Regions from separate parts of the Mus musculus genome. Here region 1 is linked to region 2. Evidence: chromatin loops called from intact Hi-C (ENCODE). Cell type or tissue: left cerebral cortex. All regions are shown on one strand. Each heading gives the region's core, and the rest is flanking DNA. Links, peaks and the distances in the headings are about the cores only. Region 1 holds the start of P3h3 (prolyl 3-hydroxylase 3). Region 2 holds the start of Ptms (parathymosin).

Region 1 (14,945 bases), core at 3,210-11,209, 60 kb after region 2:
CCCAAAACCCTAGTTCTCTTAGAGTGAGGCTGGGAGAGATGCACAGAGACCTGCCGCAGTGTGTGCAGAGCCTGGGAAGTGGACCATGCTGGGGTCCTTTATGGAGAGAGCATTGTGGCAGGTGGCTGTGCCTTCCATCCAGGAGGTCAGGGGTCTAAGGGCTCTCCCTGAGAGTCTTGATCTGTTTCTCATAGATCCACAGCCTCCTCTGCCTCTGTCGTTTGCCTGCTTCAGCACTTCCTTCCCCTTTTTTCCTCTTTTCTTCCCAGCTGGCCTCTTCTAGAAACATCCCTTCCCCACTTCTCTTCATTATTCACTTCTTATTTTTGCCCACTCCCCACTCCTGCTTCCTGAGCTGACAGAAAAATAAAGGCTATAAATAAAATGCACTGTGTGTGTGTGTGTGTGTGAGAGAGAGAGAGAGAGAGAGAGAGAGAGAGAGACAGAGAGACAGAGATGGAGAGAGACAGAGACTACACTTCTCTGGGGGACCCAGGAATCTTTGGGGCTTTAGTTACCAGACCTGACCCAGGGAGAAGATGAAGTTGCCCAGAGAAGGGAAAATTCCCTGGAGGCTGATTGCCCACCTGCACATCCTAAAAGCATTGTGTGTGACTCTGTAATTCACAGAGAGACTACACGGTGATGTATGGGAGAAGAAAGAGACTATGAGAAACCGTGTGTGGCAATTGTGCGTGTCCCTATCCTCAGTGTCTGCTTGCATTCCAGGAAGAGAAAGAGGTGTATGCAGGTGCACAAAAAGCCCACTTCTTTTCTTGATCCAAGCAAGCACTTCCAACTTTACAAGCGATCTCAGCTGGCATCGCAAGCCCCCTTAGCTTCTAGCAGGCCTTCATGCGGGGCTCCTCTGAGCTCTACCCAAGAACAGCCCTCATAAGGATGCACACAGTGACACACGGTGACACACGCTTCCTCCTCCCTGAACAGCTAACTCCTCGGTCCCTAACAACACCAGCTGCCTCTTCGGGCTCATTCGTGTTGAAAATCCGGGATGGGGTGGGGGCAGGACACCAACCGCTTCACCAATGAAGCCCGCTCCCCGCCGTCCTCCTCGCCCCCTCCCTCCCCGCGCCTTCCTTGCCCCTCCTCCTCTAAGTCACCGCCGTCCAGTTTCCCCGCCCCACCCTCGCCACCCCCGACCCCAAGACTGGTCAGCGGCTCCCTAACCCCGGGCTCGCAGGCTGATGACCCTGGGAGACAGGGGCCTCGAGGGGCCGCAAACTAGCGCGCCGCGGGCTGAGCCCGAGAGGCCAGGCTGGGGGGAGGGAGGCCCGGAGGGAGGGAGTGAAGGAAGGAGGAGGGCTGGCGAGCTGGAGCCGGCAGGCGGCGGGAGCCCGGGCGAGCCTCGTCGGGAGTGCGTCTCCTCGGCAGAGCAGGACGCAGCCAGAGGTAAGTGGACCCCTGCCCGGTCCCCCGCGTGTCTCCACTCCCCCACCCCACCCCACCCCGCGAGCTGCCTCCGCGCCCCTCCTCCCGGCCCTCCTCCCCAGCCACCTGCTGTTTCTGCCCTAGAGAACACCCTAGGTGACTGGAGGGAGGAGCCGCCTGACCTTATCCCATCCAGGCGAAGGGCGAGGGACCCCTGTCGGCCAGAAAGCCCCCAATCTTCCTCCTCCCATTCCCTTTGCTCTCTGTCCTTCACCCCCTTCTCTCTGTCCTTCACGTCTTTCTTCTTCCCTCCCTTTCTGACTCTCCCTCTCTTTCTTTCGGAACCACCAACTGGGTCTGGGGGTGGGATGAGGGTGAGTGGGAAGGGGTCCAAAGGCTGTAAGGGAGGGCAGTGGGGGGCATCCGGACCTATTCCCTACACCTCCTCCTGGCTGTCCATTGCCATGGCAACTAGGATGTACTGGGCTAGGGGGGAAGAGACAAAGATGGGGGTGGACTGGGACCTCTGGGGGAGAGCTAGGGTCTAAGGCTCTTCGCAGGAAATGAACGGTGGCACAGCTGTGCCCCACTTTCCCCGTCTGCCCCAAAACCATCACACCGGTCTTATAGCCTCTAGTCTGTTCAGTGTTTCACTTGGTTTCCTAGTGCCTTCCCCAGCTCTCCCTGAACCGTATCACTAAGACCAGAACCCTCCTGCTCTCTCCCATCAGAGGGAAACTGAGGCTCTGGACCAGGGGAGGAGACCCAAAGTCTCCTAGTGAGGTCAGCCAGCCTATTTAAGGTCTACCCCCCCCCCCATCACTGTTCCCAGGCTCCTCCTCCATCCTCCTCCTTCCCACCCACCTCCCTCCAATATCTCCGCCTCGGGTGGGGGGGGGGCTTCTGGACCTTCCCGTCTATTTCCAGATACTACCAGTTTCCCCCCTCTTTCTCTCCAGCTCAAACTCTCCTCCTTCTCCCTAGTTCCCCCTCTTTCCATTTCTGGATGCTTCTGATGTCAGTGGCTTCCCCGCCTTCAGGTTCCCTAGCTACAACCCCCCAACCCCCACCCCAGTCTCAGTCTCCTTCCTCCCATTTTCCTTAGGTAGCTGAAGGGGTGAAAACCCAGGCTTAGATAAGTAGGCTGAGCACAAAGACCACAAAGTCCAGGAGAATGGCATGCAGGAGAAGGGCTCCTGCTTTAATGTGAGTCCCCAAGGAGGAACACATCACACTGTCTGTCTCCCATTAGCAACTGAAGAGAGACCTAGGGACATGGAGACAGGGCTGGGTAGTTCTGAGCATGGGCTATTATAAGCACAAAACTTGGAATTCCAAAGCAGGGAGAAAAGGCTAAAAGGAATGGAGACCCTTCCATGTAGTCTGCAAGTAGATGAGGTCTTATGCCTGTGGGTAAGGGGGCATCTGACTTAAGGCAAGGGAATGCTCTGAATGACCCCAGCGACCCTCAGCATCAGTCATTTCCATAGTTTCAAGGGAAAGGGGGTACAAGTGAGCCAAGCACAGCACAGGCCTAATGCTTGCTCCTCATCTCATCCTCCCTCACAGCTTGTCCAGGTGACTGAGCTCCACCCCTGTGCACCAAGACACCCACCCCACCCCCCACTGGTCAAGCCTCGCTGGAGAAAGAGACCGGGAAGTCCCAGCATGAGAATCAGAGCTGCCCAGCCAGCTTCATAGATGGGGAAGCAGCCTGCTTGCCTCCCCCATCAATTACAGGGATAACTGAGAAAAAGCCCCACCCAATATGGAGGCTGAGGACTACCGCCTCTATTAATTCCCTGCCTTCTCCCCTGCCCTGCCCACCTGGCCTTAGCTGGGTCACTCATGCAATGCTGAGAAGTAAGCAAGACTTGGGGTCAGCTTGCCTGGCTACCAGGCAAGGACTGTGGGCATCATGGGGGTGTGTGTGAGCGGGGCTCCAGGGTGAGACCTAGCCCCCGCCCCCAGGAATTCAAGGGGGTGGGGGTGGGGCCGAGGATAGAATGGCTCGGGGAGGGTTGGGGGCAGAAGAGGCCTCCCTACGCTCAAACGCATTGTCCTGGCTGGCCTGTGGGCTCCTGGCCCTGCTGGCCAACGCTTGGATCATCCTTAGCATCTCAGCCAAACAGCAGAAACACAAGCCACTGGAGTTACTGCTCTGCTTCCTGGCCGGTACTCATATACTCATGGCGGCTGTGCCCCTTACCACCTTTGCTGTGGTGCAGCTCCGGCGCCAGGCTTCCTCTGACTATGACTGGAACGAGAGCATCTGCAAGGTCTTTGTGTCCACCTACTACACGCTGGCCCTGGCCACCTGCTTCACGGTCGCCTCGCTCTCCTACCATCGCATGTGGATGGTGCGATGGCCCGTTAACTACCGCCTCAGCAACGCCAAGAAGCAGGCGCTGCATGCCGTCATGGGCATCTGGATGGTCAGCTTCATCCTCTCCACGCTGCCCTCCATCGGCTGGCACAACAACGGGGAGCGCTACTATGCCCGAGGCTGCCAGTTCATAGTCTCCAAGATCGGCCTCGGTTTTGGTGTCTGCTTCAGCCTCCTGCTTCTTGGGGGCATTGTCATGGGGTTGGTCTGTGTGGCTATCACATTCTATCAGACACTGTGGGCCCGGCCCCGGAGGGCTCGGCAGGCCCGGAGAGCGGGGGGCAGTGTGGGCACCAAAGCAGGGGGGCTGGGGGGGTTGGGTACCCGGCCAGCTTTTGAGGTGCCAGCCATTGTGGTGGAGGATACTCGAGGGAAGCGGCGGTCCTCGCTGGATGGCTCTGAATCTGCCAAGACATCCTTGCAGGTCACCAACTTGGTCAGCGCCATCGTCTTTCTCTATGACTCACTCACGGGGGTGCCCATTTTGGTGAGATTGAGGTCCTTCAGCCTTTTTTTAATATACAGGGCCTTCCAGTTCTACCAGCCACGCAAAAGCTCCATCTCCAGCCCGGCATCTACCGTCCTCTCGTCTGTCTGTCTCCTGACATTTGGGGTTCCCTGTCTCAGTCCTCACCCGCCACTACTCAATCCCCCAGCTCCTTTGACCATTCCTTGCTTCCACTTCTATTCTTCAGCTCCACAGGCCCTGTCACTCTTCAACCTGTCACACGGCTAGCTGCCCTGAGCCTTTATCTATTCCCTGCTTCTCCCTGGAGATCATTCTCTGAGCACTCCTGAGTGGAAATGAGTAGAAACCCCAGGCTCACCCGACCACACTATCCAGGCCCGACTCCTGGGTTCCTCTGTCTTTGACTTTCTTGGAGTCTCACTCTCCTCCCACCCCCATCTCTCCCACTCCGCTCAAGCGCCCAACGTCAGGGATTTGTTTATAGCACTTCTCCCCTTTCATCATTCAACCCCTTCCAGAGGCTCACCCGCCTCCCTTCCTAATCCCTTGCTTTAAAGGTGGGTATCAGGCTTAGGTGGGGCCTGGACTCTCAAGCCTGACCAGCCATTGCCTATTCCCCGTCAGGTGGTGAGCTTCTTCTCCTTGAAGTCAGACTCAGCTCCGCCATGGATGGTGTTGGCAGTGCTGTGGTGCTCCATGGCACAGACACTGCTCCTGCCCTCCTTCATCTGGTCCTGTGAGCGCTACCGTGCAGATGTGCGCACAGTGTGGGAGCAGTGTGTGGCGATCATGTCCGAGGATGACGGTGATGACGGTCAGAGGAGGGACGGGGCCTTTTCTTTCCTGGATAGCTACCTCTATTTTCTGTCCTTTCTACTGCCCTTCTCCTTGAGGAGACGTGCTGCCCTGGGGTGCCCCCTGCTGGACTAAGCTGGAGCCAACTCCAGGCTCCGTCTAGCCTGATGACTTGTCCATCCAAGCCCTGTTTCCTTTGATGAGCCTTTCACTAGGCATCTGCTCCTCTCTGGAAGCCTACACCGGCCGGCCAGCTTGGTCCATGCCAAACAGGGATTGGGGCTTACAGACTGATGGGAGTCAAAGAGTCCTCCTGGACTTTATGAAGGGCATGGGGCTCTAGAGGGTAGGTCTTCTCTGCCTGTACCCACTGGGCTCCTTCTCGCTCCTAGATGGCACCTGTGACGACTACACAGATGGCCGAGTGTGCAAAATTCGCTTTGATGCTAACGGGGCCACAGGGTCAGGGAGTCGGGACCCCACCCAGGTGAAGCTGCTGCCTGGGCGGCACATGCTCTTCCCACCGCTGGAGAGAGTACACTACTTACAGGTATGGGACAGAAGGACTCACCTCCATTCTGGTCTCCTGCACCACTGCTCTTTGGCTTTGGACTGCAGGGTACCCTAGGGGGTCAGGTAAAGGAGAGACAAGAGGAAGAAAGTTTCCCTCAGATCTCTCAGAACCAGGTTTGCCTACTAGAGTAAACACGTTGGAGAAAAGGAAGAGTATGAAGCCATCTTGCAGAGTCCCCACCTTGGTTCCTGTCACCTTTACCTTTGTCTCTGCAGCATCTCCAGGTCTCACCTGCTCCTCTTCCCAGGTCCCTTTGTCCCGACGATTATCCCACGATGAGACCAACATCTTTTCTACTCCTCGGGCACCAGGCTCCTTCCTGCACAAGTGGTCCTCATCGGATGATATCCGGATCCTCCCAGCCCAGAGCCGAGCCCTCGGAGGCCCTCCAGAATACCTGGGACAGAGACACAGGCTGGAGGATGAGGAGGATGAGGAAGAGGCTGAAGGCGGGGGCTTGGCCAGCCTTCGACAGTTTCTAGAAAGTGGGGTTCTGGGGTCGGGTGGGGGACCCCCACGAGGTCCCGGTTTTTTCCGGGAGGAGATCACCACCTTCATCGATGAGACACCTCTGCCTTCTCCAACTGCGTCACCAGGACCCTCTCCTCGTAGGCCTAGACCACTGGGTTTTTCACCTCGACGGCTCTCCCTTGGGTCTCCGGATAGCCGAGCCGTTGGACTTCCTTTGGGGTTAAGTGCAGGAAGACGCTGTTCCCTGACCGGGAGCGAAGGGAGTTCAAGGGCTTGGGGAAGACCCTGGGGGCCAGGTAACCCCATCTTCCCCCAGTTGACCCTGTGAGGCCGCATAGGCCTGCTTCACTGGAGGGGGGGGGGAGGCACGAGCGAGTGAGTATGCCTCATCCTGGCCCTGAGTCTATGGCAGCTGCCTCCAGGGAGATGGGGGGGGGGGGGCCTACATCCGGGCTCTAGAGCCCCAGCTCTCTCCCATCCAAGTGACCAGATACCCAACGCACCCGTCTTCACCCCTAGCAAAATGTATTAAAAGGCTGAGTTGCCGTGGAAACCTTGATGTTCAGCGTTTGCGGGGAGGGGGGGCAAATGGTCAGTGGCTTGGGCGAGGGAAAGTGGCTAGAGGACAAACCGGATAAAGGGCAGGGGGAAGAGGTATAGAAAGAGACGGCCCAATACGACGCAGACAGACATAGGAGAAATGGGCGTAGGAGCGTAAGATCCTGGGGTGGAGCAAGGGACACTAGAGTGTGTTAGTTTGAATGGGAAGGATCTTTGCTTAAATTAGTAAAAAGTACTCAATTCCCATCTCCCCTAAATGCGTCTGGGCGCTCAGTTTCTGAGTAGAAAAGTTTTGGTGCCAGAATTGGTGTCCCAAACACGGAGTCACCCTCTTCCAGGCAGCGTTTCGAAAATCCATCTTCACATGGTGGGTTGGCAGGAGCGTGGGTAGATGAACGTGTGAGGGGCGTCCACAATCCTTTTCCAGGACTCAAGGATGGACGGAAACGAAGTTACCCCCACGTCACAGGCCAGGAGCCCTATTTCACCCTTCTTTCTCCATTTCCCTTTCTTACCCACACTAGACCCATGTGTCCCTCGGATTTCTCACTCCGTCTCACTTCGGTTTTCCCAGGGGCAGGCCTAAATCCAGCAGGTTTCTTTGGCATCACTCATTCCCTCTCTCTTCCTCTCCCTCCTCTTCTCCATCTCTCCTTCCTTCTCCTCCCCCTACCCCCCCTCCTTCCTCTCCCTCCCTCCCTCCCGTCTCCGCATTTCCCTTCGGCGGTGGGCCCGCGACTCTGGCACCATGCTCCGGCTCCTGCGGTTGTTGCTTTTGCTGCTGCTGCCTCCCCCGGGGTCCCCCGAGCCTCCCGAGCCCCCGGGCCTGGCTCAGTTGTCACCGGGGTCGCCTCCCCAGGCCCCCGACTTGCTCTACGCGGACGGGCTGCGAGCCTACTCGGCCGGGGCTTGGGCGCCCGCAGTGGCGCTGCTGCGAGAGGCGCTGCGGAGCCGGGCGGCGCTGGGCCGCGCGCGCCAGGAGTGCGGGGCGAGCTGCGCGGCCGAGCCGGGCGCCGCGCTCCCCTCCCAGCTCCTCGGAGCCCCACATCCTGTCTCCGGGCCCGGGGTCTGGGAACCGCTGCTCCTGCGCGCCACGCTCCGCCGCGCCGAGTGCCTGACCCAGTGCGCGGTGCGGAGGCTGGGCCCGGGGGGCGCGGCGCGGCTCCGCGTGGGGAGCGCGCTGCGGGATGCCTTCCGCCGGCGGGAGCCTTACAACTACCTGCAGAGGGCCTACTACCAGGTGCGGGGGCCGGCCAGGGTGCTACCCCAAGCCTACTGACTGTCTTACTGGGAGCTGACCAGGAGAGGGCGGGATGCTCGCCGCCCGGACTCGGGGGTGGAGCCTTGGAGGGCGGATAACGGAGTTCTACTCTTGTGTGGGTACCATTGAAACGTGGCCAGGACTTGCGATGGCCGCAGAGGGAGGGTCAAGAGAGAGCGTGGAGAACGTGTCAAATTGGAATGAAGAGGAGTGGGAGTAGACCGAATATGTTGGGAGGGCTCCGCAGTTTTATTTTAGCGGGTCTAGGCTAATGAATGCAACCTTTCAGATACGAAGAGCAGATGGAGAGGTGCCCCAAACCATACACACACACACACACACACACACACACACAGAGAGAGAGAGAGACAGACAGACAGACAGACAGAGACAGACAGAGAGAGACAGAGAGAGAGACAGACAGACAGACAGAGACAGAGAGAGAGAGACAGGCAGAGAGAGTGCATGTGTTCGTTCAGGAGTGGGCGTTTGAGTAGGAGCTTTCTCTTGGGGAAGAATCGAGCTTCGGAAAGGTTGAAGGAGCGGGGCTAGTTTGCAGAAGGAAGTACGGCTGAGGCTGGAATCTGGGTCTGTGGCAGTAGACAGTGTGCAGTTTCCAGAATGGTAGCTGATGCCTACGTGGCTGGAGGCGGGAGGGGCTCTAGTTTCACACACCTCAGCCCAGGGTCCTAGAGGCCTGCAGATTCTCGTCATTCAAGGTCTCCCCGCTCCCCCGCCCCTCCCCCATCTACTTGAGCCTCTCATTTCGTTGTCTCCAAAACAGAGATCCTGGGGCCTTCAGCCCGAGGCCCACCCACTCTGACGCTTCCATATCTCCTTTCTGTACCAGAGTCCTGGGGAGCCCAACATTCTGGCTCCCGAGGGATCTGGTGGTTTCCAGTTTTGATTGGCTAGGCTGCCATAAGGCTCTGGGGGAGGCTGGTGAAGGACAGAGGTCCAAAATCCCACCCCCACCCACCATACACACACACACACACACCACCACCACCACCCCATGCACGCACATGCACACGCACACCCCTCTGGACTCTCATATCTCATCTCTTTGGATCCTTAGTTGAAGAAGCTGGACCTGGCAGCTTCTGCAGCACACACCTTCTTTGTGGCAAACCCAACACACCTGCAGATGCGGGAAGACATGGCTAAGTACAGAAGGATGTCTGCAATCCGACCCCAGAGCTTCCGGGACCTGGTGACGCCCCTATACTGGGTGAGGTCCTCAATGCTGGCTGAAATCTGCCAACTCCAGCCTGTGCAGTTTGAGCATATCTGGGTACCGCTCCTCGGTGGCGCTGGGTGAGGAGTCTTTCCCTAGCACCCAGTTTCCTCAGTGATCACTAAAGTGTGCCGTTCTAGCGTTCTGATTCTGAGGCCACACCTGTTCTTCCTCTGGGTGTATGAAATACCATACAGATTTCCATGTTCCAAATAAGCTCATTTCTTTTCCACCTCCCTAACTTTCTTTTTGAAACAGAGTCTCACTGTGTAGACCTGGGCTGGCCTGGAACTCACTATGCAGACCAGGTTGGCTTCCAAGTCAATAAGATCCGATTGTCTTTGCCTCCTTTGTGCCAGGTTAAAAGCATATGTCACCATGCCCCCCCCCCTTTTAAAGAATTATATATTTATTTTATGTATGTGAGTACACTGTAGTTGTGTTCAGACACACCAGAAGAGGGCATCAGATCCCATTACAGATGGCTGTGAGCCACCATGTGGTTGCTGGGAATTGAACTTAGGACCTCTGGAAGAGCAGCAGTGCTCTTAACCTCTGAGTCATCTCTCCAGCCCGTCACCATGCCCCCCACCCCCAGTTTTATTTAGTACCTCCCCACCACCACTAATCTCTGGTGACTAGGTGTCCCATGTCCCCACAGGCAGCTTATGACACTGGCCTGGAGCTTCTGGAGCAACGGGAGGCAGCACTGGCTCTACCCCAACTAGAGGAGGCCCTGCAGGGGAGCCTGGCCCACATGGAGAGCTGCCGTGCTGCCTGTGAGGGGCCTGAGGAGCACCAAGGGGCTGAAGAAGAGGGAGAAGGGAGCCAGGGAGGCCTGTATGAAGCCATTGCAGGTGAGGGAGGGGCTGGACGTGTGCTGTGGGAGAGCTCTGATGTCTGAGGAAGACCGAAGGAGGACTGCGCACAGCCTAAGGCTCATCTGGGTTCTCTGCAGGACACTGGATACGGGTTCTGCAGTGCAGGCAGCACTGTGTGGCAGACACGGCCACCCGTCCTGGTCGCAGCTTCCCTGTCCAGGACTTCCTCCTCAGCCAGCTGAGACGGCTGCACGAGGCGTATGCTCAGGGTCAGCATGGGAAGGATGGAGCCTGGGAGTCAAGATTTGTCTCTGATGCCATTCCCAGCCGCATTTATCTATCTCTCCTGTCCCTCCGACTCTGCATTGCTAATTTCACTGTCAGGACCTCTGGGGACCTCAGCTTCAGGATGGTGTCCTTTGGCACCATTGTGCGAAGCTCAGGAGATGGCTTACTGGCTCCTTCAGCTCTGGTTGCTTCTCCCTTCCCTCTCATTTTCTCTCTGATTCCTCTTCTTTGAACTCTGCCATTGAAGGTAGGTTTGAAAGAATCGCTGGTTGGGCACAGCCCAAAGTGGGGCTGGGACTTCCTGGAGTTGGCAGTCTTCCCAGGTGACCTTTATTCTGTCTTGTTTGTTTCTGACCCCTTCTCCCCTTCCTCCAAGTGCAGTGGGGAACATGTCTCAGGCCATGGAAAATGTCCTGAGTGTCCTGCTCTTCTACCCAGAGGATGAGGCTGCCAAAAAGGCTCTGAACCAGTACCAAACTCAGTTGGGAGAGCCAAGACCTGACCTGGGACCACGAGAGGTAACCCCTCCCCCCACACTCACAGATAGGTAGGGCTTGGAACAAGGCAAACATCCAAGAGTGGGTGGCCTAGATGCTATACTTTATTTGGCTTGTTTACTTCATTTTATCCATCCATCTATCTATCTATCTATCTATCTATCTATCTATCTATCTATCTATCTATCTACCTATCCATCTATCTATCTATCTATCTATCTATCTATCCATCCATCTATTATTATTATTATTATTTGTTTCATTTTATTTGCTTGCATGTATGTGCTCTATATATGTGCTCTCAAAGGTCAGAAGAGGGCATGGGGCCAATGTGGTGGTACACTCCTTTAATCCCAGCAGTTCAGAAGCTGGAGACAGACAAGTCTCTGAGTTCAAGGCCAGCCTTGTCTACAGAGTGAGTTCTAGGACAGCCAGGGCTACGTAGAGAGATCTTATCCTAAAACAACATCAGCAGCAACAACAAAAGAGTGTGGTATGGAATGGAATGGAAATTCCTGGGATGGAGTTAGGATGGTTGTGAATCACCAAGTAGGTGCCGAGAACTGAACCTGGGTCCTCTTCAAGATAAACAAGTGCTCTTAATTACTGAAATATCATCTATCTACCTGTTTGTCTGTGCACTTATTTATTTATTTTTAGACAGGATCTCAGTGTACAGCTCTGGCTGGCCTTGAACTTACTGTATACACCAGGCTGGCCTGGAATTAACAGTGATCTGCCTGCCTCTGCCTCCCAAGTGCTGGGCTATAAAATGTAGAAGACCACACTCAGCTCATTCTAGCTTCTTACTCAAGTTTTTTAGCCACTGAAGAGGTACCCAAAGCTAGGTTCTGACTTCTCTGCCTTAGCTCCCTGCCTCCACATATTAGGTTGTATTTACTTGGGAGTCTATCCCCAGAAGTATTCTCTTCCCTTAATCTTATGTTTACCTAATGTACACACACTCACACACACACACTCATGCACTCACGCATGCTCACACTTACAGAGTCTCCTGGGTACTCTCTTACTTGAGCCCAGACACTGAAGATTGAACCAACGCAGCATTGGAGTTGGTGAGGGCTCTCAAGAGCATGTGAATGTCTCATACAAGCCAGGGCTGCCCTCTTTTCCAGCTTTCCCTTCCTTCCTCCTTATATCTCCATTTTCCTCCATCTCTACCCTGCTCAGGACATCCAGCGGTTCATCCTTCGCTCCCTCGGAGAGAAGAGACAGTTATATTACGCCATGGAGCATCTGGGCACTAGCTTCAAGGACCCGGTAAACAGTTATGTTCTTCTCCCCAGAGGGAGGCACAGTGGTGCTTGATACGATACGCAGCTGCAGCCCGCAACAGCGGTCCACTTGCCCACAGCCCTGCAGACTTAACTTACTCTGGCATCCCAGGTTCTCAGGGATCTCAACTGTGTGCCTGTAGTTAAAATGGCCAAGGGAGGGGCTGGAAAGATGGCTCAGTGGTTAAAGAGCACTGGCTGATCTTCCAGAGGACTTGGGTTCAATTCCCAGCACCCACATGGCAGCCCACAAGTGTCTGTAACTTCAGTTCCAGGGCATTTCACACCTTCACACAGACATACGTTCAGGTGAAACACCAATGCACATAAAATAAAAACAAATAGTTTTTTTTTTAAATGGCCACAGGATCATGCATGGCTAAGAATCGGTCTCTGCCACAAATACCTTCTGGTTACCCGTTTGCCTTTATCCCAGTTTCCTTACCTATAAATTGTACAGATCACACACATTCCACAATCCTTTGCTGAAGCCATGCCATCTGATAAAAAAAGAGTGGCACCACTGCCACTTCATCCATGTCCTCCCTTTAGAGGATGCAAGCGCAGTGCCAGCCTAACGAAGCTGGTACTTAACCCAGCAGATTTTTTTTTAATTGACTTTTTGAGGGCTCGAATGGCTTAGTGATGAGTGCTTGCCTGGCAGACACAAATTCCCAGGGTTCTGTCTCCATCACTGCAAGAAGAAAAAGAAAGGGAGGGAGGGAGGGAAGAAGGGGGAGACAGTTTGCATTGGATAGTACTTTGTTGGAGGAGGGATGGGCTGTCACTCCCGCACTGATGGGGTTTCAGCTGTTATCCTGACCTCTTCCCAGCAGATGTCAACAGCACATGGATAGAGCCCCTAAATCATGAAATCAATAGTTTCCAGACGTTGTTTAATGTCCTCCGGTGAGGTGGGTCGAATCGCTCTCACTGAGAACTGTTGGCTAAAAGTGAGGGTTTTACAAGGCTGGTTTAAATCCTACTCTGCCACTTGCCTGCTGTGTGAAGGAGACCCTGTCATTTGGCCTTTCTGTGTCTCAGGCCATCAACATCAGGGCATCAGAACTTTCTGCTTCGTTAGGTTATTATGAACTTTAAACCAAATCTGTAAGTGTAAAGCCTTAGCACCGGACAAACTGTAAGGGGAGTCACTGCTGATTACAGTCGTGTCTAGAACCTGAGGCTTTAGGCTGTTGTGGGTGAGCTAAGTCTGGCGCTGAGTCCAGGCTCTTCGGCCTTTGCCTTCTTCCCTGGAAGCGGGAAGAAGACCTTAATAAGGACCTTCAAATCACCCCCCACCCCCTGCCCCAGAAACATATCAAACTTTATTTAGGAACAAGGCTCATTTTCCTTAAAGATTTATTTATTTTATGTATATGAGCACACTGTAGCTGTTCAGATGGTTGTGAGCCTTCATGTGGTTGTTGGGGACTGAATTCAGGACCTCTGCTTCCTCCAGCCCACCCCTCTACCGCCCCAACCCCCCATCTCCTGCTTGCTCACTCCCTGTAGCTGTCTTCAGACACACCAGAAGAGGGCATCAGATCTCTCTTTTTTTTAAAGATTTATTTATTGTTATATGAAAGTACACTGTAGCTGTCAGTTTACCTCATTTAAAGTTACTAGCCAGTAAAGTCTTTTTTTTAAAGATTTATTTGTTTATTTTATGTATATGAGTACACTGTAGCTGTCTTCAGACACACCAGAAGAGGGCGTCAGATCTCATTGCAGATGGTTGTGAGCCACCATGTGGTTGCTGGGGTTTGAACTCAGGACCTTTGGAAGAGTAGTCAGTGCTCTTATCCGCTGAGCCATCTCACCAGCCTGGATCTTCAGATTCTAATGTTAGGATTCCCAGGAGCTAGTGACAGAGGGTGAGGATGCTCTTCTTGACTATCACAGGATTCTTGGACCCCGGAGGCTCTCATCCCTAAGGCACTGAGAGAGAGGCTCAGGTAGGGTGCACCCCGTGGTGGGGGCCACTTGGCCCAGGCTGGGGGGTGAAAGGGTGGGTCTGCACTGTCTCCTGAGTATGTCTCTCACCCGAGAGAGGATCAAGAGAAGAAGCCCTGGGACCATCAGCCTCCACAGCAGAAGCCCTTGGCTCACTGGAAGGGTGAGTTCCTTAATACACATGGCAGAGGGGCAGGAGGTGAAAGTTGGGTAGGAGGGTAAAAGGGGGAGTGGGAAGCTCAGGAGGCAGAAGCCTGAGGGGCTGGGATGGGCCAGCTCCTGCTCTTCCCTTGAGCCCCAGTGACATCACCCCAACCCTTTCTTTTGTAGATGCCCTTCTGATGGAGGGTGTGACCCTCACGCAGGACGCCCAGCAGCTGAATGGGTCGGAGCGAGCTGTCTTAGATGGGCTGCTAACTTCAGCCGAGTGTGGGGTTCTGCTGCAGCTGGCCAAGGTATGGATGATGGTGTGTGGTTAGGCACCCGCAGGCTCAGCCGCCTGCTCCTGTGACCACTCAGGGCTCTGTCTGTCTCGAGTTTCTCTCTCTCTCTTTCTCTCTCTCTCTCTCTCTCTCTCTCTCTCTCTCTCTCTCTCTCTCTCTCTCTCTCTCTTTTTCCTCCAGTGTTTCATCAAGATAGGGCTTCTCTGTCTAGCCTTAGCTGCCTAGAGATCATTCTGTAGACCAGGCTTGTCTTGCTGGCTTCTAACTCATAGAAATCCACCTGCCTCTGCCTTCCAAGCACTAGGATTAAAGGTGTGCGCCACTACCTCCTGGATTCAAGTTTCTCTTAAAGTCTGTACTTTTTCTCAGCTGTGGAAAAATTATCTTTCCTCCTTTTATTTACTTAATTTTTTTTTTTGCATAAACATGCTGAGTTTATTCATGATACAGTCTCCATATTACCTCATTTAAAGTTACTAGCCAGTAAAGTCTTTTTTTTTTT
Region 2 (14,945 bases), core at 3,887-11,886:
ACTGACGCTTCCTCGTTATCCTCTTGTAAGTCTTTAACTTGCTAGGTCAAGTGCGTCTTTCACTAGCCGCTTAGTTTCTGGTCCCCTTGCTGGTCCCCTGAATCAGCCATGGGCAGTGTCATGTGTGAAAGTTGTAAACACACCTGAGGTTAAGTGCACAGCAGCCGCCTGTAGGAACGAACGCAAACAGCAGCTGGAGCTCGCTGGCTCTGACATTCTAATTACAAATTGCAGGGGTTGGCTGTGGGCAGAGAGGCAGGCTGCAGGCTGGACTGACAGCAAAGTGGTGAGGTGTGTGACTGGCATGCACAAAGCCCTGGGTTTGATCCCCAGAATGACCCTAAAAAAGAAAAAAGAAAAAAAAAAAAGAAAGAAAAAAGAAAAAGATATGGTTAAGGGGCTGGATAGATGGCTCAGTGGTGAAGTCCTTCCACATAATGAGTTCACAGAGACTCGAAGTCAGAAATGATTGACAACTACCTGTCACTCCAGTTCCAGATCTGTGGCCTCTGCTAACACCTGTACTATGTGTACACATGGACATAAACATAATTTAAAGATAAAATAAGTATTTTTATTTTTTCTGTATAGCTCTGGCTGTCCTGGAACTCGCTCTGTAGACCAGGCTGGCTTCCAACTTACAGGGATCCACCTGCCTCTGCCTCTGGAGTGCTGGGATTAAAGGTATGAGTTCACCACTAATACCAATGCCCAGATAAATAAAGCTTTTTAAAAAAGGAGGTAGCTTGAATCAGAGATCTAAAATTGTGGAGTCCAATATGGTAGCTGCTAGCCACATGTGGCTATTTAATTAGGCCTAATGGTATAACTCAATGGTATGAGCCTTGATCACCATGTGCTAGACCCTAAGTCTGACCTTCTGCATAAGCAAAAACAAACAGCAAAACTTAAATAATTCATATTGTTTCTTAGTGGGAACTAGTCACTCCCCCACTTTCTCTCTCTCTCTCTCTTGAGATAGGGGTCCCATATATGTCACTCTGGCCTTAAACTCCCACAATGACTTTGGTTTCTGACCCTCTTCACCTCTCCTGACTAGTTTTTTTTTTTAAAGATTTATTTATTTATTATATGTAAGTACATTGTAGCTGTCTTCAGACACTCCAGAAGAGGGCGTCAGATCTTGTTACAGATGGTTGTGAGCCACCATGTGGTTGCTGGGATTTGAACTTCAGACCTTCGGAAGAGCAGTCGGGTGCTCTTATCCACTGAGCCATCTCACCAGCCCACCTGACTAGTTTTAAGCACGTCACCTCCCACACCTAGTTTATGCAGTAAAGAGTGTTAAACTCAGGACTTCATGCATGAGAGGCAAAACACTCTATAACACTGCCCAGCCCATAAGCTAGCCGTTCTTTCAAGTGTTAAATAATCACATGCTTATTGTACTGAACAGAACAAATGGCAACTTCTCAGGCTGACAGTGTAGGTCCGTGGTAGAAGCAGTCACCGGCGTATGCACAATGTCTTGTGTTCCACGAGTAACACTGCAGAGTGTTTGTCTTTTTTTTTTTTGGTTTTCCAAGACAGGGTTTCTCTGTGTAGCCCTGGCTGTCCTGGAACTCACTTTGTAGACCTGGCTGGCCTCAAACTCAGAAATCTGCCTGCCTCTGCCTCCCGAGTGCTGGGATTAATAAAACATAAAACTCTTTTTTTGTTTGTTTGTTTTTTTTAATATTTATCTACTATATGTAAGTACACTGTTGCTGTCTTCAGACACTCCAGAAGAGGCATCTGATTTCCTTACAGATGGTTGTGAGCCACCATGTGGTTGCTGGGATTTGAACTCAGGACCTTTGGAAGAGCAGTCGGCGCTCTTAACCCCTAAGCCATCTCTCCAGCCCCAGTTGTTTTGGTTTTTTTGTTTGTTTGTTTGTTTTGTTTTGTTTTTCGAGACAGGGTTTCTCTGGATAGTCCTGGCTGTCCTGGAACTCACTCTGTAGACCAGGCTGGCCTTGAACTCAGAAATTCACCTGCCTCTGCCTCCCAAGTGCTGGGATTAAAGGCGTGTGCCACTATGCCCGGCAAAACATAACTCTTATACTTCAACAAACTTTAGCACACCTCTTAGTAGCTAGTAGGAACTGTAGTATAAGGTGCGAGTCAAAGCTGAAGGCAAAAGACTAGTCCCTGCCCTGAAGGATTACAGATCAAGAGCTCTTCACATCAAAGTACAGCCTAGGGCCTTGGAGAGATGACTCAGAGGTGAGGGGCTGTGGCTGCTCTTCCAGAAGACCTGAGCTTCGCCCCCAGGATTGCTCAAAACCACCCAAAACTCCAATCCCAAGGGCACAGCAACACTCACCTGGTCCCTGAAGGACTACAGACAAGCGATGCACAGACATACATGCAGACAGAACACCCCCACACATAAAGATAATAGATTAAAAAGGTTTTTAAAGTACAGCTTAAAAGGGATGTAATCTGATAATTTACTGATCTGTATCCTAGCAGTCAGCTGCAGGGTGCTGGCATTACGAGTGGCTGCCATCATGTCTGGTTTAAATTTAAGCCTGGGCAGAGAGCATGGTGGTACACTTCTTTAATCTTAGCACTCCAGACAGAGGCAGGCACATCTCATCTCTGAGTTTGAGGCTACCTTGGTCTACTGGACTGTCAGGGTGAGAAACCTTATCTGAAAACAAATAGACAACTCCAATCGTGATATAAAGGCACAATGGAAATTCAAAGTTCTTCCACTGAAATTGACATATCTGAGTAGAATTTTGATGGTGAATAAGATCAATGAAGCTAACTTTAAATTTTATTTCCATTCTCTTTCAACCAGATTAATTGCATATGATGTGACTGTTTTGTTTTTAAATGAACAATTTTTAAAAATATTTATTTATTTTATGTATAAGAGTACACCATTGCTCTCTTTAGACACACCAGAAGAGGGCATCAGACCCCATTACAGATGGTTGTGAGCCACCATGTGGTTACAGGGAATTGAACTCAGGACCTCTGGAAGAGCAGTTGGTGCTCTTAACCACTGAGCCATCTCTCCAGCCTGGGACTGTGTTTTGAAAGTGATTTTGTGTGTGTGTGTGTGTGTGTGTGTGTGTGTGTATGTGTGTGTGTGACAAGGTCTTGCCATTGGTGGCAGGGTGTTTATAGGTAGCCCATGCCAACCTTGCATTTGAAGTCGTTCTGCTGCCTAAACTCCAGAATACCAGGATTACAAGGATTCATTGTCTCATTCTGCTCTGTGGAAGCTATTTTTCTTGTTGTTTGCATGCTTGTCAGTTGAAACAGAGTCTTACATAGTCCAACCTAGCCTCACCTCCAACCTAGTATGTAGCCAAGATTAGCATGCATATATGTATACACACACATATACACATGTATAAAATATATGTATTACATACAACATATAATATATAAACATTGCTGCAGATAAGACTAAGCCATTCTATGAGCTGGAGTCCTGGGCTGCATAGAAAGAGGAAAGCGGACAGTGACCTGGAGAGATAGCTCAGTGACCGAGAGCTCTTGCTGTTCTAGCAGAGGGTCCAAGTTCAAATCTCAGCACCCAAGTCCAGTAGCTCGCAACTGCCAGTAACTCCAGCTTCAGAAATCCAAGTTCTCTTCAGACCTCCAAGCTCACCTGAATATGCATGAGCTGTGTGCCTTGCACGCATGTGTACACACACACACACACACACACACACACACACACACACACACACACACAGTATTTCAGGGCTTTAAAGCCCACAATGGGGAGGCAGAAGCAGGAAGCAGACCAGCCTGGTCATCATAGTGAGACTCCTCTGCCTCAAAAAAAAAAAAAAAAAAAAGAGGAAGGAAGGCTCTGGAGAGATGGCTCATCTGTTAAGAGCACTGACTGTTCTTCCAGAGAACCTGGGGTTTATTCCACACGGAGGCTCACACTCTAGTTCCAAGGTTTCACACACCCTCTTCTGGACTCCTAGCGGGATCCGGGAACACAAATAGGGCACCACTCACAGACAAAACACCCAGACATAAAAACTAAATAATAATAAAAAAAGGACACCAGGCTCTGAGCGAGCACGAGTCTGTATCACTCCCTCCTGCCTTTGAATTTAATGAAAACCACTGCTTCTGGCTCTGTTTACCACAACTGTCTTCATCACCAGGATAGCCTGCATTACTGTATCACAGGGGATGGTCACCAAAATAAAGCTTTCCTTCCAAAAAAAGGAGGGGGGGGGGCAGAGAGAAGTGCTTGCCACCAGGCCTGCTGATCTGAGTTTGATTCCCAGGGCTCACATGGGAGAAGGGAAAAAACCATGCTCACTCTTGAGGTCTGCCTTCTGCTGGAGGGCACCAACACACTAGATATAAGGGCTTGGTTAATTTCTAAGTGTTCGTCTCCTGACTTGGAGGTTTTTTTGTTTTGTTTTCCTAAGATGAAGGAAAAATTGGGATATAAAAAAACTGTGGTCACTGGGAGTGAACAAAAGATTTAATAAAGGCTAAGGGAGATGGCCCAGCTCTCTGGACTTGTGTGCTCCACTGCCTTGAGTGACACAGGCTCTCCTCAGCACTGATCGGAAGAACACAGGCACACTGACTACGGAACTGGAGACCTCACTAAGAAGGAGTCTGAAGCAATTAGAAGGGAACACCTTCCACACTTGAGAGCAAGAGCAACTTCTAGGAACTCAGCCAGATGTCATAGCTTCCAGGGGGCTCCGGCCTTTCTTGTTCTTCTCACCTTGGTCTCTTCTTTTTCCCACTTTCAGAAGATGTGTAAGCACAGGTTGTTTTTTTTTTTTTTTTTTCCCCACTCAACTCGTGGGAAATGTCTCAACTGCATGGTAGAGTAATAGAATTCTAGGAATAGGCAGGCCTCCACAAAACCTCAAGAGTACTTCTATGGAGCGAAGCAAAAGAAGCAAACGTTGGCATTTGACACCAGTGACCCGAGGTACAAAGACAGACCTTAAAGGGCCACTCTGGTGGGTTCTCTGCTCAACATCCCATTTCCTTCAAATTCACCTCAAGTCTCCCAGCTGCTTCCTGAAAAAGCAGAACTTTAGGAGACTCTGGTCTGTGCTCTAACCAGATAGAAAGGATAATGGGTGGTTCCTCCGTTATTCATAGGAAGGGATTTAGAATCGGCCTTCCAGGCCTGTAGAATGACCCCCAGCAGTCCCTGAAGACCCTAATGTCCAAGTTCTTAGATTTCTATGCACTCCCTTGGGCCTTGGGGCAGGATTCCCATTCTCTGCCTCGCCATCTCCCTGGAATTTTCCACTGCAGCTGCCTCCGCTCCCAGACACCCCTCCCTGGGCAAAATTCCCGGCTCCCTCCGCCTCCCCTTCCCTAATCACACCTCATTCCCACCCCCAGCCTTGAGGCCCAGCCCACAGTCCAACCCACTCCCCAAGGTCCGTCCCACACCTCACTGCAACCCTGGTGGTCCCATCTAAAGAAATGGGAAGATAGGCCCTTTATGAGAGGGTAAGCCCCCTTTATGAGAGGGTCTCAATCTCCTTCCTAGGCCAGAGTGAAAAGACAGTGGTGGGGCTCGTCCCCTGTGGGGCGGGAGTGGGGGGAGTGGCCCTCTTCACATCCCCTTATAAGGCAGGGCAAACAGTTAGAATCTTGGATTGGCTGATTCAAATGAGCATTCCACCTGGCAACAGGGTTTCTATTGGCTCTCGGGAAAAACAGGAGGAAGGTGGATGGAGGTTGTTGGTGGCGGTGATTGGAGGGGGGAGGGGAGTGGAGGTGACCGGAGTTGAGGGCGGTTACCAGGGCAACAGGGTAAGAGCCCAGCAGGGTGTCCGAGACAGCAGGCGGGGCTGGGAGGTGGAGTAGAGAAGGCAGAGAAAAAAGAAGGCGGGAGGGAGAGGAAAGAGACCAACCCAAAGGGAGCGAGGCTTGGGGGGGGGGGGGCGTTATGGGGTGAGGGAGGGGAGATAAATGAAGCAAGAAAGGGTACAGAGATGGAATATGGTGAGAGATTGCTATAGACATCAGTCACTGAAGTCTGAGAAGCGCATTGAAAAGGGGAAATGGAGAGATCTCAGAGAAAAGGTGGACCGAACCCTGCCAGGAAAAACCAGGGTGGGGCGCAAAGATTTATGAGACGAAGAAACTGAATTAAGAGTCAGAGAAACCAGGAGATGTGTATGAGAGATCAAACGATGGTGTGTTGACACGCTCACATGCTAAATGATGATGGAAGACCAACAATGGCTTCCCTTTTTTTCTAATTGGGGGGGGGGGTCGGGAAGGGGCAAGATGTATTGCTCAGGATGCCCTCAAACTAATGGCAATCCTCCTGCCTCAGCTTCCCAAGTGCTGAATAGGTCATCTGGCTAAAGGTGATGTTTTTTATTAAGGAAATAAAAATGATTAGGAAAAGGTGAGGGGTAATAATGACAGATCACACACACACACACACACACACACACACACACACACACACACACACCCCAAAGACAATCTTTTCCCAAAGCCCAGCCTTCTTCTTCATCCACCGTTCGGGCCTCAGACTGACAGGCCAGCCCGTCTCTTTCTGAATCTTAGGGTTCTCAAAAAATTATCTAAAGATTCTGAACCTAGGGGTGAGGCGCTGAGGACAAGGAACCCCGTATCTGGGCCCGTGTGTGCAAAGGACAATTGAATTCAGAAAGACTGGGGGGAAGACAGAGAAGAGCTACGAGAGGGAAAATGTACAAGGACAATCGGAAAGAGTTGAAAATTAGCTAAGTTTATAGGGCCAGGTGATAATCAGGTAAGAAAACAGTGTTATCTGGAGCAAAGTAAATTGAGACATAAGAGATGTAGATGGTTGTAAGGGAGGGGTCTCGGTCTATATGAATGAAGAGGTGAAGAGAAACACAAGAACCAGGCAATTAAGTGAGGTGAGACAGGTAAGAGGAGAGAAGAATAAAGAGGCAGACGAGAACATCAGAGGGCCCCTCACATCCCCCGAAACAGACTGGAAGGAACCCGACAAGGACCACAAATGTCAAGTCCAGCCGAGAGGCCCAGGCTGTCCTTTGTACTCTCACTTTCCTCCTCAAGGCCACCTAGAGAAGGCGGACAGGAGCGAGAAATGGAAGTGGCTCTGCAGCCTTCTTCCTCTCCTTTCAGCTTTTGGTTTCTCAAATACCTGCCCAGCCTCTACATCTACAGCCCCACTCCCTGCACCCCCACTTTAGCAAAATCCCAGGGCTAAAAGGAGGAGGTCAGCAGGAGTCTGGCCAGTCCGCCCCCAGGAGCCAGACTCCAGCTTGCAGGCAGTAGGCTGGCATTTGGAGCGGTGTCTCCCCGCAGGAACCCCACCCCTTCCCACCTCCTCGCCCCACTCCGCTCGCTCCCGAACCGTCAGTCTCTCCATTCCCCCGCCCGGTCTCGTCCTTCCTCCTGTCCCGCTCGCTCTCCCGCCCTTCGCTTTCATCCTCCTATCCCCACCTCTCCAACCTCCTCTTTCATCCCCCTCCCCTCTCCTCTCCTCCCCGCTCTCGCCTGCCCCACCCCTGGGAAGCCCCTCCCGTCGGGCAGCGCCGCCTTAAAAGCGGGTTCCCTTCCCGGGGGCGGCAGCGGCTGGTCGGCGGCAGCTCTGCTGGTGCGGGGGCGGCGAGCAAGACCGAGCGACCGCGACCGGAGCGCGCCGGCCACCGCCCGCATCGTCCTCCCGCCTGCCCGCCCGCCCGCCCTCCGGACGGCCGCAGCCCTGCGGGTCTCTGCTCGGGACCCACCCCCGCCCCACCCCGCGCGCCTCTGCCGCCTCTTGCAGCGAGCCAGCTTGCCGAGCGGCCGTCGCTGCCGCTGCCGCCGCCGCCACCGCGCCAAGTTCCGGCCGCGGCCACCCTCCGCCGTCCAGGGCTCCTCCGCCTCGGCCCCGGGACCCCGGCTCCCTGCCAGCCCCGGCCCCGGCACCATGTCGGAGAAGAGCGTGGAGGCAGCGGCCGAGCTGAGTGCCAAGGTACGGGCAGGGGCGGCGGCGGCGCGGCACCCGGGCGGCCCCGGGATCGGCGCGGTCCTTCGCGCCCGGTCGCCCCCGACGGCCCCGAGCGGCCCTGGCGCCCGGTCCCCGCGGACCCCGCTGCGCCCTCCCCCCGCTCGGAGCCCGGCGCTGCCTATCCCGCTCGGCACCACCGGCGCCCTCTAGCGGCCCAGCGCGCCGTGGCTCGGGCCTCACCGCCCGGCCTGCGCCCGGCCCCGCCATCCCCACCCCTCTCGTGCCCTGCCTGCCGCGCCCGCCTCTGCCCGGTCCGCCTTCTCGTCGGAGAGCGGCGCCTCTAGCTTCCCGGGCCCCATGTCCGAGCCGAGCCCCCAGGTCTCTTGCCACTATGACCTCACCTTTCCTCTGCTAAGCGGTTTGGGATCCTCAAGTGTAAACAGGACTCTCCCGGGAGGCTACTCCTCGGCTCCTCCCCTTGCCGCCCGACCGTCTGTCCTCGTCCCTGAAGGGCTGCTCCTCTCCACCCCCCCTTTTTAATTTTTAAAAAAATTTTTTGCCCATCTTCATTTGTTCTTCCTCTACTACCGATTTCCATTTTTTTTCCATTATCGCCTCCCCTCATGTTGAATTTCTAAAAATCAGAAAGACGGAGAAACGAGCCTTCGAAAAAGCTGGAGCTCAGCATCGCCTGACCATACGTCAAGCTATCTTTGCTCTCAGCAGCTGCCTTTCCCGGCCTCATCCCTTTGCCCTTGTCTCTCTTTCAGCCTTCCTCTAATTTCCCCAGGGAAACTGCGGAGTGCCGCTTAGGGAAATTAATGCGGCCAGGCTTGGGGGCTGGGAGCCCAGTCTTTTTTTTTTGGGGGGGGGGGCGCAGTATAGTTCTCGAGGTCCAAGTGGAAGGAGGGAGCTGATAGGATGAAAGGCAGTGGGAAGAGGGGACATGTGAGATCTGATAAGGTGTGCCTGTGTGGCCCTCCGGTGGGTTGTGCGGTGGCATGTGACTTCACCGAGTAGGCGTCTTTGTATGTCTGAGATCCAGCGAGTGTGTGGGACCGCCCGTGTCAGTTACATGTGTGCATGCGGAGACTGACTGAGATGTCCTGGAGGCATGTTGTTGCTTTGTGAGTGGCTACAGTGTGCTCCTGTGAGACTGTGCCAGAATGCCCAAACATTGGGCCATGTGTCTACAGAGTGAGTGGGTGCTCCCCTGCAGATGTGTGAGTTGGTGTTAGCCTGGGTGAGCTTCTGTGCCCCTGGAGAGGCCAGAGAGCTGCTTAGCAGCTGGGGGCAGGTCACATACCCTCCTGGACAAGAGATCATGGAAGGACAGTGACCAGGACAGGACCCAGGAGGAGAGGGGCCAACCCTGTGGACTTTGGTCTCTGGTATTCTCTCTCCCTTCCCCTCACCCCTCCATCAACCGCAGTAGAAAACTCAGGCCAGGGCCTGGCTCATGCTAAGCTGACTTAGTTCCTGCCTGGCCCGGGAGTGTATGAGAAAGCCCACCTGGTAATACAAGTGCCCAAACCCACCATGTGACAGAGAAGGAACGACAAATCAGAATGAGGAACCATGTCTGGTGTGAGAGGGTCCAAGTGTTTTGTGCTCTTCCTGAAGGGAGAAGGGAGTGGAGTGTCCTCAGGCCAGTCATTTTGGCACCTCTTCTACCTCAGTCTTGTTCTAGAAAGGACACGTACCTCTGGGGTGATCTACTTAGGAGAACTCCGGCCCACTTGGGATCGTGTACACAGAGTTGCATACTAACGTTAGATAAGAGCGGAGGAGAAGGTGGCCCCTGCCAAGGAGACATGGGATCTGTATGGGGTTGGAAGGCTGGTGTGTCCAGAGGGGCTTACCCACTGTCAGAATAGAATAGGACCTGCTGGGCTTTTGGAGTGAAGGCAGACAGCCTGGTGGGAGGGACTCTGGGCAGGTAACTCCCACCTGCCCGCCCGCCCCGGCGCACACTTGTTTGTTGTGCTTCCTCCTTCCTTGGCGGCAGGAAGGTGGAGCGCGCAGGGAACGCCGAGACTGGTTAGATTGGGGATAGAAACCGATGTGGGAACACGTTAGGGTGATCGCCACATCCCTGTGCCGTTAGGCCAGGTAGGAACAGGAGGATTAGGGAGACACAGCAGGGAAACAAAGACCCCAGAAGCTGACGGAGAAGCTGGGAGTGATGCCCAGGAGAGAGAGTACTTAGGCAAAGGCCCCTGAGGTAGACAAAAGGCAGAGCGGGGGCAAGCAGAGAGGGTGAGGGGGTGGGGCAGCCAGGCTGCCAGCAGATGGGGGATTTGCTTTGTGGAGCTCAACTCTTAAGCCAGGGGAGGTTCGGAAGAACTTGATGGGGTGGGAGCCTCAGCGACTCTGGCCACTTATCATCACTTGCCCACATCCCTGGGGGCCCTAGGGGACAGAAGTCTCTAGTATCAGCCAATTATGGCCCATATCTAAGGACCGGAGGACTCCAGTTGTGTCTCAAACTATGGCCACCTTCACTTACTACCTTTGACCTAGCTGCAGAGTTGGAAGCACTCGAGGGCTGTCTGTCATCCTTGCTGAGAGAAAGGTGACCTTCTGTCTTGCAGGACCTGAAAGAAAAGAAGGACAAGGTGGAGGAGAAGGCCGGCCGGAAAGAACGGAAGAAAGAAGTAGTGGAGGTGTGAAGGCAGCAGGGGGAAGATGACTGCGCTTGCCCAAACATCCTTCCTGCCCCCCTACCTTCTGGGGGTGCTGGGGTCCTGCCATTCTCTCGACCTCTTCTCATTCCTTCCCTACCCTGAGACTCCTAGGCCCCTTTACCACCCAGTGAGTGGCAGCACAGCTGGCTTGACATCCATCACCCCTTGTCTTGGTCCCCATAGGAGGAGGAGAATGGAGCTGAGGAAGAGGAAGAAGAAACTGCAGAGGATGGAGAGGATGATGATGAAGGGGATGAAGAAGGTAGGGATGGGTAGGGAAGGCTGGGCTGCAAAGTTGAGACACAAAAGAGCAGAGCCAGGGAGCAGTTGAAGACTGGACACTGGGATAGAAAGGGGTGGGTGTGGGTGTACGCGCGCGCGTGCCCAGAGCCTCCCAACCTTCCCCAGTGACTTGTTTCTGGCTCCTCAGATGAGGAAGAAGAGGAGGAGGATGAAGGCCCCGTGCGGAAGAGAACTGCTGAAGAGGAGGTTTGAGCTGGGTTGGAGCCTGAGGGGCTGTCAGGAATATATCAAGGGCTGGGTGGCCTTTGGATTTGGACCCAGGTCCTTGTGGGTAGCATGGATAGGCAGGGGCCAGAGCAGGGCCAGCAGGAACGGGGAAGTCTCCTTTGTACAGCTACTTCAACTCTTATCCTCTCCACAGGATGAAGCAGACCCCAAGAGGCAGAAGACAGAAAACGGGGCGTCGGCATGAACCCCTGCCCGTGGGCTTGGGGATGGGAGGCCCCTCAGGTCCTGGAGGTGGGGCGGGAACACACAAATCCAGCCCCCTTTCTCCTGGCTCCCTGCTCTGGCCCTGCCCCAGAGCTGTGACCCTTGTCCTTTGACCCAGCCTCTCATTTCCATCTCTCCAGACACTGCTCCTTCACCCTCACTGCCACCGGTCCAGCTCCTGACCCGCCTCATCTGAGCTCCCCAGCCAGCCCTCACTTGCCCTAGCATTCTTGTTCTTCTTTCCTGCCTTCCCTCACCATCCCATATGTTCCGGTCCCTGCGAAGCCTCTCCTTGCCCTCTACACCCCGAGCCTCTCAGCCTGCCCTTCTTTCTCCTGCCTGACCCCTGGGTCTCCCTCAGATTCCCTCCTCTCAGACAGCGCCAGGCCGGGGTGGGGCTGGGGTTGGGGCCAAGCCCCGAAGCTGCCCCCTCCCCTTTTTGTATAATTTAATAAAGAAACGGTCGCGCTTCTGTTTTTAACCCGTCTCCTGCTTTCCCGCAGTCCGGTCAGTGCATGAAAGGGTGTAGAGGGCGTGGCTGACCTCATACCCAGATTATAAGAGACATGGCCAGTCCTCGGAGTGGGAGCTCAAGGTCTTCCTCTGGGGGCTGACATACGTCCTGTTTTTGGGCTCCTGGGGAGGTTTCTCCTCAGCAGTGCACACTATATCATGTTAACTCACGTAAGATCTAGACTCTGCTGAGCCCAGTGGAAAGCTTCCAGCTCCATTGTGCTGAACCAGGCAGATAGAAACAGGAAGTCCTGCCCCCAAGGTGGAAGAGGCTGTTAGGCCCATGTCTCAACCTAGAGTTTGGAAAGAGAACTCCCAAGCATGGACACATTTTTGACTCGTGGGAAGCAGAGTTCTCATACATGGGCGGCAAAAGACTCCAGAGTTAGTTATCAGGCCTGTCTCCTTGTCATCGTCTTCATTTTCTCAGCTCAGCTGAGCTGGGGAGCAAAGGTTGTTGGGTTCCTCTAGCCTGCCTCAGTTCCTCTTGTTTTATAGTCTTACTACGCAGCCCTGGCTGGTCTGAAATTCACATAAAGCCACCTGCCTCTGCCTAGTAAGTACTGGGATTAAAGGTCTTTTTCCCTTTTTATTTTAAGTTTCATTTTGTTGGCATAGCATCTACTTTGTAGCCAGGGATGACCCTGAACTCATGGGCCCAAGCAAGCCAGCTTCAATTCACCCCACCTTCCAAAATCTTGACTTACACATGCCACTGTTGCTGACACCTTGGTCTCTCTTGAGTTTTCCTTGCTATAAGATTCCTGCATTATTCCATCTCCATAGACCCTTGCCTTCATTTTTTTCTTAAAGTACAGAATCTTGGGGAGGAGGGAGGTTTTGAAGACAGGAAAACATCCTATTGTCAGGGCTGGAAAGGCCGTTCTGCAGTTATGAGTGCTTGTTGCCTTTCAAGAAGACCTAGGTTTGATGTCGAGCATCCAGATGGGGCGGCTCCCAAAACACCTGTAACTCCAGTTCCAAGGAATCTGACACCCTCTTCAGGCCTCTGAGCATTCACACAGGGTGGGGAATTTATGTATACAGACACATAAATAAAAGTAGACATCTAAAACAAGTTTCCCAGCCGAATGTGGTAGGTGGTGCATGCCTTTAATCCCAGCACTCAGGAGGCAGAGGCAGGCGCATTTCTGAGTTCAAGGCCAGCCTGGTCTACAAAGTGAGTTTCAAGACAGCCGGAATACACAGAGAAACCCTGTCTCGAACTCCCCCCCCCCCCCACACACACACATAAAACCAAGTTTCTCAGTGTCATCTTCCTAGAAGATGAAAGGCCATCCCATAATGCAAGTAGGGTTAAGGACTAGACAGCTTTTGCCTTCATGCTTCCTAATGTTGGCAAGTTATTTAATGCCTGTGAGCCTCAAGTCCCGAAATCTGTACAAAAAGGGGCGCGCATCAAGTTTCACAAGTTGCTTTACGGAAAATGTATAATACAGTTATATGTAGCATAGAATGAAGGTTAACACCGTGTGGCTACTATACTTTTCCACTGAGCCCTTACCCAGATCTGGTAACTTGTGGTATGGTGACACTTCTTGAGTACCTGTCCAAGAGATGCTGAAAGGCTAGGCAGGCAGACTGTAGGACAGTGGCTTTTTTTTTTTTTTTTTTCAGTGTTAATGGGAAAGAGCAAGTCAAGAAGAAACTGTGGGGACAGTAGAGGAAGCTTAAAGATACAGCTGTAGTTCTAGGCAGAAATGCTTGGCAGAGAGAGAGAGAGAGAGAGAGAGAGAGAGAGAGAGAGAGAGAGAGAGAGGAGACAGAGGGGGAAGAGGTGAAGAGGGGGCGGTAGGGAGACCCGAGTCTGAGGAAGTAAACAAGGGGAGTGCCACCACCGAGAGGAGGGCTCGGCTGCTGGGAATCAGCCCCCTCACACTTTCCACTGCGAAGCGAAACCCCGCGCCTTGGTCTGGGGGGGCGGGCAGTGGGGAGGAGAAGCAGAAGGACTGGGTCTGGAGGAGCAGCTCAAGTTCTAGCTAGCTGCAGTGGGTTTGCCTGCACTCTGCTCTGGGTCCCAGCCCGGGCCTCTGATCATTATCCATCCTGCTGTCTCCAGTCCCCACTCCTGGGGCGTCCTCTTCACCCTACATTCTTTCCCTCCGCCTCACCTCCTCCTTGTAGAACTTCTCTCTCTCTCTCTCTCTCTCTCTCTCTCTCTCTCTCTCTCTCTCTGTGTGTGTGTGTGTGTCTGTCTGTCTGTCTGTCTCTCTCTCCTCCCAGGACCTTTTTCTAACCTCCCTTGGAGGGCTGGGGAGGCCCGGGCCATAGAGGAGATGAGGGAGGACCTGCTCCTTGGCTTTTTGCTTCTGGGACTGCTTTGGGAAGCTCCAGGTAAGGTGGAGAGTCCAGCAGGGACCTCTATGGCTGTCTCTTTAGCTGTGGTGATATTCCAATGCTTTTGTTGAGGGGAGGGGTGTGTGTGTGTGTGTGTGTGTGTGTTTTGAGACAGGGTTTCTTTGTGTTGCCCTGGCTGTCCTGGGACTGGCTCTGATGACCAGGCTGGCCTTGAATTTATAGTGATCCACTTGCCTCTGCCTCCCCAGTGCTGGGATTAGAGGCGTGCACCATCACTTTGTATAAGGGCAGATCCCAAAGCTGCCTCAGCCTCCCTTCAACAGGGAGGCATGATGTTTCTTTCTTAGGAAAGCCAGGGCATTTCTCTATTCTCCAATCTCTTGGCTCAATGCCCTTGGCCTCTCTTTTGTTCCACTAGTTGTGTCTTCAGGGCCTGGGAAAGAGCTCCCCGTGGTGTGGGCCCAGGAGGGAGCTCCCGTCCATCTTCCCTGCAGCCTCAAATCCCCCAACCTGGATCCTAACTTTCTACGAAGAGGAGGGGTTATCTGGCAACATCAACCAGACAGGTATGAACTCCAAAGTTGAACAACAGAACCTCCCAATCCTGTCCTAATGGATAAAACCCTGTCCAAGCCAGTTTTGTCCTCTTTGTGAGCCCCTCTAAAGCCAGTAGCTCAGTGTCCTCTAAAACCACACAGCCTTCCTGTGGATTGCTCCCCACACACCGGCATCCTGTAGTGCCCCACCTCTCCAGTAGCAGA

What was found. Peaks named below come from ENCODE experiments on the same cell type or tissue, not always from the same donor. Only the 100,000 strongest peaks of a DNase experiment are listed, where the experiment ranks them.
Region 1: it touches region 2 in a loop (5-fold over the local background); 17 of 42 quality-filtered maps call a loop at or near these places.

Annotation. Positions count from the first base shown.
Region 1 is chr6:124,850,136-124,865,080 of GRCm38, reverse strand. P3h3 (prolyl 3-hydroxylase 3) reads left to right here and starts at 7,364. Exons shown (of 15, transcript NM_013534.5): 1 at 7,364-7,885; 2 at 8,985-9,137; 3 at 9,805-10,000; 4 at 10,102-10,233; 5 at 10,634-10,770; 6 at 11,941-12,030; 7 at 13,950-14,002; 8 at 14,096-14,163; 9 at 14,331-14,455. The coding sequence starts at 7,394. It overlaps Gpr162 (G protein-coupled receptor 162), which reads left to right and starts at 1,098. Exons shown (of 5, transcript NM_013533.4): 1 at 1,098-1,410; 2 at 2,959-4,262; 3 at 4,869-5,058; 4 at 5,432-5,589; 5 at 5,861-6,637. The coding sequence starts at 3,396. The coding sequence ends at 6,412. Gm32404 (a long non-coding RNA gene) reads right to left here and starts at 7,274. Exons shown (of 3, transcript XR_378023.2): 1 at 7,161-7,274; 2 at 5,845-7,074; 3 at 4,311-5,663. It overlaps Cd4 (CD4 antigen), which reads left to right. Exons shown (of 10, transcript NM_013488.3): 10 at 1-388. In left cerebral cortex, for the core only: CTCF peaks have their summits at 5,163 (motif pointing left) and 7,936 (motif pointing right); DNase peaks (open chromatin) are centred at 5,427, 7,332, 7,953, 8,514 and 5 more places; H3K4me3 peaks cover 3,078 bases; H3K27ac peaks cover 3,996 bases.
Region 2 is chr6:124,910,569-124,925,513 of GRCm38, reverse strand. Ptms (parathymosin) reads left to right here and starts at 7,568. Exons shown (of 5, transcript NM_026988.2): 1 at 7,568-7,954; 2 at 10,525-10,596; 3 at 10,801-10,879; 4 at 11,048-11,106; 5 at 11,282-11,839. The coding sequence starts at 7,910. The coding sequence ends at 11,332. A230083G16Rik (RIKEN cDNA A230083G16 gene) reads right to left here and starts at 8,651. Exons shown (of 2, transcript NR_152158.1): 1 at 8,332-8,651; 2 at 1-340. Gm38896 (a long non-coding RNA gene) reads right to left here and starts at 5,924. Exons shown (of 2, transcript XR_869424.3): 1 at 5,416-5,924; 2 at 4,776-4,885. It overlaps Lag3 (lymphocyte-activation gene 3), which reads left to right and starts at 13,809. Exons shown (of 8, transcript NM_008479.2): 1 at 13,809-14,220; 2 at 14,603-14,750. The coding sequence starts at 14,163. In left cerebral cortex, for the core only: a CTCF peak has its summit at 8,145 (motif pointing left); DNase peaks (open chromatin) are centred at 7,416, 8,157, 8,974, 9,782 and 3 more places; H3K4me3 peaks cover 5,268 bases; H3K27ac peaks cover 6,602 bases.